Regions from separate parts of the Mus musculus genome. Here region 2 is linked to region 1. The links are chromatin loops, found by intact Hi-C in ENCODE. Cell type or tissue: left cerebral cortex. All regions are shown on one strand.

Region 1 (5,000 bases):
ACAGTGGCGGGCAAGCCCCGGCTCTGTTTCTGCCGCTGGAATTTCAATGCCTCTGGCTTCCTCACAAACTACTCTCACTCGGACCCAGCATTTCCTCCGTGGCACACGATCAGCCAGAGCTCGAATTTTGGGCCTCCTGCGATCTGCTCATGTCCACCGGGAAAGGGACTAGGTAGGAACCGAGAAAACCGAACCTAAGTGTATTGGAAGTTCTTTCCTCAAAAGTAGCTATCTTTGTAGTTACTGTAATGGGGAATGGGTTGGTAAATTGATCGGTTTTTTTTTCTATTGAGAATTTAGTATCTGGTATTGGGGAGGGGGTGTCAAAAAAGAAAATAGACCGGAGAGAGACAGACAGAGACACAGCGAAAGACAGAGAAGGACACACAGGGACAGAGAGACAGAGAAAGACAGAGAGATAGACAAAGAGAAAGACAGAGACACAGAGAAAGACAGAGAAAGTGGGGAAGGGGGAGGAGAGAGAGAGAGAGAGAGAGAGAGTCAACTCCAACTTAACTGTGCTCCGTAGTTACAAAGCTGGTTTTGAAATGAAGACATCTCATCCGTTGAGTCTCTGTCATTCATAATTCATAATTTAAATAGTATGATTCCCAATTCTAACAATAAAAAATGATGGGGACTGTGTACCTCGATCCTTAAGGGGTGTCTAAATTCTTCAGCGGCAGCGGCAATGGCAGCTTGTTTTCCGACTCATCCCACCCGCCTCTGAAGAAAGGCGGGTGCCTCTAGCCAGGTGCTGTCCGGGATCTGCCCCCAGGATCCCAGGAGTGTGAGCTGCTGGGCTCAGTCGGGAAGAGGTCACCCTGCCCTCCACTCTTCGGCCCGGGGTTCCAGGCGAGCTGCAGTGGGTGTGGCAGGGCCTGCCTGCCTTGTGGGCCCAGGGTTTGCTGCTTTCAAACCCTCTTGGGGCTCCTGATTGTTTTTCCTTGGGGACCTCCTAACTCTTGCGCACACTTCCTAATAAAGCCGGGGCCCTTCCAAACAAGGAGCAGAGGAAGAAACCGACCGGCTCATCTCAACACCACGCTTCTATATGTATACAGCTATATATTGGAGAGGGCAAGGCTCTACTTGAAAGCGATTGATTTGCATTTTAATTAAAAATAAATGAAAGCTGTTGGGCAAATCGGAGGTTGCAGGAGGGGGTCACAGGGAGAGGTGTGGAAGGTGGATCCACCTCTTGGATTTTGAGCCTATGGGGGAGCGGTGAGCGGGTGCTCAGGTTCCCTTGCAGCCTGCTCCCGGAATCTGCAGCTTGAGGGATCCACTAGGCTCCGTACTCTCCCTTGACCTTTGAAGCAGCGCGCAGCGCTCCACGCGCAATAGATACTTCTGCTTTAAGAGAAAGGAACTGTCATTAAATCCAGGGTGACACAGGATGAATGCGAATGAAACCTTAGCTAACTGTATTTAGGCTCGCAAAGATGCCAACGGTTCTGCTCCGAATATATTAGTGTGGAGGTGCTCAAGGGTGCTGTAGAAAGGCCATTGCTACAAAAAAGGAGGGAGGGGATTATGTGTGTTTACAGCAAACCAAACAACAATAAAGCCCCCACACACTAAACAACAAAAAGTCTCTTCTGAACTTGCTTTGTCGAACCCTCTAGAAGATTTTAACCACTTCATTTCGCCGAGCATTGGGACCTATTCGGGCTGAATAAAAGAAAGATTAGTTTTAAGTCAGTGTTAACAAAGTGAGTCGAGCTAGTTGCTACACAGAAATACAAGGAAGACCCAAGAAGGTCCCCCAAGATGGCCTAGCCTGGTCTCCGGAGCAGACAGGGGGAGAAAAAAATCACGCGTGGATCTCTTTGCTGCGGCTAAGTGTTGTGATGTGAGAACCGGACCTGAACCGAAGTTCTGCCAAAGGTGAAGAAGACGATTAGGAAAAGAACTAGACTGGGGTCAACTCATGCTCCACAGGGCAACAAAGGCCCTTGGGGACTTTCCATTCCGTGCTCGCCTGTGAGGAACTGCCAGCAGATGCACGGTGGGTTCTTCTACCAAAAAAAAAAAAAAACCCAGACCCCTCTCCAGAATTTGCCTCAGCCTCCCTGGGGACAACTCCCCCCACCCCCCAAGCCCAGCAAAACAGCAACAGCAGGCGTAACCAGAACTGGGGTGCCTCACGGAGGATTTCAGAAGACCCCAGAAGGTTGGGAAAGGGCAAACACAAAATGTCTAGAAGTGTCTGCGACAGAGTAGGTTTACATAGGACTGCAAATACATCGCTTTTTGAACAAAAATTACCCCTCTCCCTGTCCCCCCCCCCCCGACCTATTTGCAACCCTTGGTATGCAATCTTGGTTTGAAATATATATTCTGGAATGTGGCAACAGGTGGAGAATCATATGCTTGAAAAAAAATAAACGTCTATTGGTTTCCAGAGTTAACTCACTGAAAAAACGCTAGGCCAGTCTGATGCCTCAGATTTGATCTGATGTGAACAGCTATGATATATATATAAGGATGAGCAACGAGCATGCTTTTTTGATAGACTCCATAAACCGGTTTCTCCCGTGGGAATGCGCGCCTGAGTGGGTGGGTGGTGGTCCTTGCCGCCGTCTCCCGGTGCAGTTTCTTATTCTTTCCTACAGAAGGGGGGGGGGGGAGTTATTTATTCCCTAAATCACTGGGCCTACGCGCTCTTGTGAAATCCTGTGCACTTATCGCCCTCTTGTGGAATAACACATTCTTAGCATTTCTCTGACGCCTAAGGAAGAACCGGAGGTTTCAATGGCATAGGTCGCCTGTGCATAACCCTCGTGGTATTTGTTGGCATTTGCTTAATTTCTATCTGATCTGCCAAATATATAGCGTGAAGGGTGAATCTTTTAGCTCTTGCTTTAATTCAGGTACCAATCGAAAATAAGCTATTTAGTTAGTTCGTGTTTCGGGATAGAGTTTCTTTGTGTAGCGTTAGCTGTCCTGGAACAATCAGCAATGAGTATGTATGTATGTATGTATGTATGTATGTATGTATGTATGTATGTAGTACGTATTTGGGTTTTTGAAACAGGGTTCCTCTGTGTAGTTCTGGCTGTCCTGAAACTCACTCTGTAGACCAGGCTGATCTCGAACTCAGAAATCTACCTGCCCCTGCCTCCCCAGCACTGGAATTAAAGGTGTGCACTTTGGAGAGTATATCTTATAAACATCATCTGTCAGTATAAAAGCTGATGGCCAGTGAGCTGAGGCAGGAAATAGGAGGTGGGAAACTGGCAGGAAGAGAGAGGATTCTGGGAAATAGTAAGAGATAAAAGAGTCTAGAGACAGACCAAGAAGACAGAGTAAACCAACAGGAAGACACTAAGGAAGAAGCAGGCCAGAACTGAAGGAGAGATAACTAACTACATGGTAGACATAGACTAGTTTAAATGGGTTAAATAAGTTATGAACTAGTCAGGGAATGAGCAAAACCAACAAGAACAACAAAAAAACAAAACCAACCAACCAAAAAAATCAACAACAGAAAACTCAAGAGAGAGCAGAGGTTTAGTTAATAGAGGAGCAGATATAAGACGGAGATGCTTTATAAGCAAAAGCAATTTGCCTCGAGATGACTTGTCTGTCAAGGCTCCTTCCTCGATCTTCTCATTTACCATCCACCCCTTCCAGTAGTCACTTCTCCTTAAACAGACCATGCAGTGACAGAACCAGCAGCTAGGAAGTGCTCAGTGCTCTAAGTACTTGACAGCTCTCATTCAGCTCTGCCAACCAGGCAACAAAAGCATCCCACTATGCAATCAGGTTGCAGAACAATACATTTAAGAATTCTGCTGTAGATGGATAAGTAAGAAGTTAGGGATTTTTATACACACACACCTCTCAATCTGGCTGCAAAGCCATCCATAATTTTAATTGGCATATTATACTGCTCTTCTGTAATAGAAGAAAAAGAGAGAAAAAAGAAGGAGAAGGAGGAGGGGGCGAGGAGAACGGAGAGGAGGAGGACAGGTTGAAATGTATGTGAAAGCATGGGGCTGGTGATGTAGCTTAAAGGTAGAATATTTACCCAGCATGCCGCTCAAAGGCCTGGGTTCCATGCACAGCTCAGGAAAAAATAGAAAGAAAGAAAGAAAGAAAGAAAGAAAGAAAGAAAGAAAGAAAGAAAGAAAGAAAGAAAGAAAGAAAGAAAGAAAGTGGCCATCACTGGAAAGAGAGGCCCATTGGACTTGCAAACTTTATATGCCCCAGTACAGGGGAATACCAGGGCCAAAAAGGGGGAGTGGGTGGGCAGGGGAGTGGGGGTGGGTGGATATGGGGGACTTTTGGTATAGCATTGGAAATGTAAATGAGTTAAATACCTAATAAAAAATGGAAAAAAAAATAAAAAAATAAATAAAAAAAAGAAAAAAAAAAAGAAAGAAAGAAAGAAGGGAGGGAGGGAGGGAGGGAAGGGGGAGGGAGGGAGGGAGGGAGGGAGGGAAGGAAGGAAGGAAGGAAGGAAGGAAGGAAGGAAGGAAGGAAGGAAGGAAGGAAGGAAAAAGACAGGGGGGAAGCACATAATAGCAGCTTGAATACTGCAAATCGGCAAGTGACTCTACCTTTTCATTACAGCAAAAACATAATTCACCATGTCTTGGGCAGGAAAAATATTTTTGGACCATATCAAATAAAAATTTAGTCTCTGGGGGCTGGAGAGATGGATCAGCAGGTAGGAGAACTGACTGCTCCTCCAGAAGTCCTGAGTTCAATTCCCAGCAACCACATGGTAGCTCACAACCATCTGTAATGGAATCCAATGTCCTAGTGTCTAAAGACAGTGACAGTGTGCCCACATACAAAAAATAAATAAAATAAATCTTTTTTTTAAAGAAGAAAGAATTTAGTCTCTGAAAATAAATGATCTTGGCTTATAAACAAGTCAAATATCTAAGTTTCAAAGAGATTTTATTTTTTTTTTTGTTATTTGTTTAAGTCAGACCACTTTTTGTTTCTGGTTCTGTTTCTGTTTCTCTTTCTGTGGTCCGGGGTAT
Region 2 (5,000 bases), 850 kb before region 1:
TAATGTAGTTGCCCGGAAATACAGGTTCTCTTAATCCTTTGCTGATCCAGAAGGCCCTTCAAGAAGTCTTTTCTAGGAGGTTCCACTAAGAACTCCCCGTTCAATGACTAGACCTGCACGTCCAGTGTGTAAGAAGGGCTGTAAGCAGACTGACTCCTTCCTGCTTTATCAGTCTGAGAACACCCCAGGCTGTCTTGTCATACTTTCTTCCCCACAGATCCCTCTTTACCACGTATGCCTTGTAACTCCCACCGTCTTAGACATGTATACACTGTGTGAGAGTGTACGACACTCATTCTTTTTCTCCTGTGGCTGATATAAATCATAAAACAGTCTTTAAAATAACACCATCCTACGGTTGTGTCTGTTTGCTTGGTGACTGTTAGTGACATTAAAGTACCTGTCAGTCATGAGTTTATATATGCAATGAGAGGATTGTGTGTGAGAAGAAAAGGCAATTCTCAGAGAACACTGGTTTTTCAGAGGCAGTAGAAGCCAGCTAAGGGTAACACAACTAATGAAATTACAGATGCAGTTGATGTGGACTAGTGTACCTTAGATACTGAAAAAAAAACAAACAAACTTCTATGTAACCAAGACACTCAATTACCATGTCTGGTTATGAAGACACTGTTAGTTTTTAAAATTATTTACCTTGCAAACAATTGTCACAATGGATAATTTACTTGTTTTTACTAATACTATTACTCACCTAAAAAGCCGGTAGCATGGGATATATTTCTGAATGTCTAGGAGAAAAAGGATTTCTAGTCATGAGTGTATTAATTGCTTGCCCACTGCCCACCACCCTGAGGAGCGTTTGGCCTCCCGCTAGCTAGGAGCTTCACTATGCAGAGCTCATCCCTCTTCAGACCACCCTAAGACAGACCACGCTCACCCAGAAATCAAGTGACTCCCAGACATGCAGGGCTAGAAATCCAACCTGGAGTCCCACCTGGAACTGCAAGTGTTACACTCCCTAGACAACAGCAAATGTGTAGAGCTGTACTTCTGATCCTCCTGCCTCTACTTTCTTAGTGTGAGGATTACAGGTGTGTACCACTGCACCCACACTTTTGGTTTTTTCTTTTCTTTTCTTTTTTTTTTTTTTTTGGAGTGCTTTTCAAAACATTACCGTATATATGTTAACAGTTTAAACACACACATGTGTATATTCCCCAGAACAACTAAAATATAAGAGTGAAAGTAACACTTATGCTGCTTGTCCTCGGCATGCAAACTACCAAAACAGAACTAAGTGACTCACCAATTGTATAAACAACTTTAACGTTGTCCATCTGTGAATCAGTAATGCTATTCTTGGCTTCACCTTTCATTTCACCGAGGAGAAAACCTTCCTATGAGAGTAAACAAAAGAAGCAGTATATGAAACACACTGGCTAGGGTCAATATTCTATCTCCTAATCATATCTTCTCAGAATTTCACAATATACAAATGTGTTATAGGTAGTGGGCACATGGGTAACTGGGAAAGGCTGAGAGGGAGACAGAGTGGAACTGATTTGTTTGTTTGTTTGTTTTGAGACAGGGTTTCTCTGTGTAGCTCTGGCTGTCCTGGAACTCACTTTGTAGACCAGGCTGGCCTTGAACTCAGAAATTCGCCTGCCTTCTGCCTCCCAAGTGCTGGGATTAAAGGCGAGCGCCACCACGCCAGGCTGAGTAGAACTGACTTTAAAGGGCTTGGTAATAGTTTGGGAAGGCAGAGAGTGAAGCACCCCTAACTCAAATGCATAAAAGTTTTAAGTCTGTTTAAGAGCTCAGCTGAGCAGTTTGTCTTGAAGCGCAAGGCTTCTGTGGACAGTTGTAACAAGAGGGTAAAGTCCCACAAGATAATCCAAATGAGCAGCCCAAGTCTGGATTTTACACATATTTCTGAGTGTCAGTGGAGGTTTCTTAGCTATGGAATGCTAAAGTGATCAATGTTTTCAGATGTAAATCTGTCTAAAAATTATTAAAAAAAAATAAAGATTTGTAATTCAGTTACATCTGCTTCCCAGTGGGTCTACTGTGTGCCTGTTTTCTTTTAAAATACAGGCAGCCTTTTGAGTTTTTGTTTTGTTTTCTCATTTCAGTGACTCAAGTTTTTTCTTTGGGTGCATTTAAAGATCAAGTGAACTCTTCTATTCATTAAAATTGGTTTATAATGCCCTGCCTCCATTTCATCAAAATAATCGAACGACCAACCAAACAAACATAGGAATGTCCCAGTCTTTTAACAGAATCAAGTGGGTAAAAATCTGCAATTGCAAATGTTCTTGATTTTGATACTCCCAATGTTAAAAACTAGGAAAAGTACCAGTCAATTCTAAGTACAATTATTCAGAAACCAACTCTAAAAACTTTAGTTGAGCTGGAGGGACGATTCAGTCATTAAGAGCAGTGGCTGCTCTTGCAAAAGAACAGGATTTAGTTCTCAGCGCCCACATCTTTATCTCCCATTAAGTTCCAGGGGATGTTATGCCCTCTTCTGGTCTACTTGGGCACTGCCCATGTGTGATCCACAGATGCTCAGTAAATGACTCTTCAAACAAACAAACAAAAGTTAAAATATCTGAGAAACTAGGGTCAAACACCAAGATGTAGTGTACAAGGGCTAATCCTATAAACTACAGACTTAGGGCAGTTTACTTATGTTCACGCTAAACATCTTCTAAAATAAGTCCCACAGATACACACACACACGTGTTTGTGTTTAGTATGAAGTTTGTGTATCATCCTCCCGTAGAGCCATGCTAATGTATCATCCCATTATGTGCTGCCCGGTGAGTACCTCGCGCATTCAAAGATGTCATTTGTTTCCCCCTGGTATTTTGATGTACTGCACATCAAAATCATTGTACACTCCTATCACTGGGACTGTGCTGAGAAGCAATTTAGGCAACGCAGATCTGACACTTAAAGCGAAGGACTCAACAGTTCAAATACCTTACTCCACACTGTTCAGTATGGTGCTCTCTGCACTGTATTCGTGCAGACCCCAAACTCATTTTAGATGTTTCTAGTTTCTTTCTTTATGTTACTAAGAACTTAATACAAGATGCTACTGCCAGACCTCAAAGTTTTACGGTAAGTTTTTAATCTACCAAAAAAAAAAAAAAAAGCCTTAAAATTTGTTTTCAATGTCACTCACGGGCTTCGAAAGGAGGCAAAGGCTTAAAAATGCATTTACACATCTGATCCTGGACAAGGTGCGTTTGTAACGGAAAGTAGCACAGAAATAGCCGGATCTTACAGCCTCATGCCAGGGTAGCCCTACAACTAGCCAGCCCCTTGCGGCTGGGTGCGGGGTCTGGCTCGCCCCTGCTCGTCCTCCCGAGCCTCGCGACGCTCACGCGCTGCGAGTAGGACCCGGCGCCGGGATCCTTCGCACAGCAGGGTAGCGAGGCAGGTAAGCTGCCCGACTTTCGTCGCCGAGCCGGAGGCCCCGGGGAACTTTCCTCCAAGCCCAAGGGCGAGCAGAGAAAAAGGGCCCGGATGAGAGCCCGGGAGGGCGCCCTGCTCCGCGAACCCACGGAGCGAGCGGGGACTGCGGGCGGGGTCGGCAGCCGCGCCCGGCTCACCGTGTCTGAGTCTGTGTTGAGATGATGGAAAGTGAGCGCGCCGAGCACGAAGCCAGACAGCACCCCCAACGTGCTCTCGCCCTCCATACTGCCGCCTCGGTCGCTGCCGCCACAGCCACTATCGCGGAGCATGACGGGAGGCTGGAGCGTAGGGGCGGGGCTTGAGCCTGCGCACCGGGAGACGCGGGTTGTAGGGAGCGCGGTGTCCTCTAGCCGGGTAGGGTGCTTCTTTCATCAGCTTGGCTGAGACACCTGCAGCATGCATGGAAAACACTGTTTATGCATAGTTTAAGGCTACTAATGGTTGTAAAAATAAGAATCGCTTAGCAATATTTTAATACCACGGATATGTCTTTTTGGGGTTTCCACTGCCCTTCATCTATTGGAACTTATGGAAGATCAATAACCAGTGGTGGGTGGGAATTATCTTCTCTAGAGTATTCCCGCTGTGTTGCGTTATTCTGTCTGTGTGTATTTGATTCTTTGGTTTGTTTGCTTGCAATTATAAAGTTATGAACTGAGTCTAGTTTAAAGACTATGTATGTTTATAACATTGTGAAAGTTCAATGATAAGCACGAACATATTGTGTTGGATCATTTGATATGACTAAAGTAAGTGAGAAGGTGAGGGATTGACATGTATTTCACACGTGTCATACACAATTTAAAAAGCCGATGGTTTTTAAATAATTGAAACTTGGCAAAGTGGCATGCTCCTGAATTGCATTAGTATTGCATGTCTCAGTTTTGTTGTGCAATAGCCAGGATTAGCTTGTCAGTGGCAACATGGAAGAAGTCACAGCTCCACTCTGTGGTCACTAATAGCTTGTGGAGTTCTCCTCCCCCTAGGAAAGGAGAATTTATAGAATACATATGTATAGTGCCGGGCGGTGGTGGCCCACGCCTTTAATCCCAGCACTCGGGAGGCAGAGGCAGGCGGATTTCTGAGTTCAAGGCCAGCCTGGTCTACAGTGAGTTCCAGGACAGCCAGGGCTACACAGAGAAACCCTGTCTCAAAAAACCAAAAAAAAAAAAAAAAAAAAGAAAAAAAAGAAAAACATATGTATAATACATATGTATTATAGAATGTGTATGTATTAATATATATTCCGTGGTACTATCATATGTATCACATATATAATTATACATAATACATGTAAAGGCCCATGGTATTTAGTTTTCATTACATGAGCTAGCCACCAGAGTTCAAGGCTGGTTGTGACAGGAGAATAAAGACAACAGTCCTAGATGACAAAGATCCTACCCAGCACGTACATTTCCCACCCTTTGACCTCGGCACCTCCCCCCCCCTTGTGAAGGAGTTCTCATGTACCCGAGTTCCCTAATATGCAAGTTTGAGGGGAGAAATAGTTTCCCACATCTCAGAATACAAAGTCTTGAATAAACCCGATTTCCTTC

The links. Peaks named below come from ENCODE experiments on the same cell type or tissue, not always from the same donor. Only the 100,000 strongest peaks of a DNase experiment are listed, where the experiment ranks them.
Region 2: a loop joins it to region 1, with 4 times the contacts of the local background. A loop is called at or near these places in 6 of 42 quality-filtered maps.

What each region holds. Positions count from the first base shown.
Region 1 is chr5:101,666,953-101,671,952 of GRCm38, forward strand. No RefSeq gene overlaps it. Among named protein-coding and RNA genes, the nearest start is that of Nkx6-1, 4.7 kb to the left of the region's middle. In left cerebral cortex, a CTCF peak has its summit at 2,719 (motif pointing left); DNase peaks (open chromatin) are centred at 74, 1,356 and 2,666.
Region 2 is chr5:100,817,250-100,822,249 of GRCm38, forward strand. It overlaps Abraxas1 (BRCA1 A complex subunit), which reads right to left and starts at 3,686. Exons shown (of 9, transcript NM_172405.3): 1 at 3,582-3,686; 2 at 1,268-1,358; 3 at 713-749. The coding sequence starts at 3,668. In left cerebral cortex, a CTCF peak has its summit at 2,493 (motif pointing left); a DNase peak (open chromatin) is centred at 3,708; H3K4me3 peaks cover 1,365 bases; H3K27ac peaks cover 756 bases.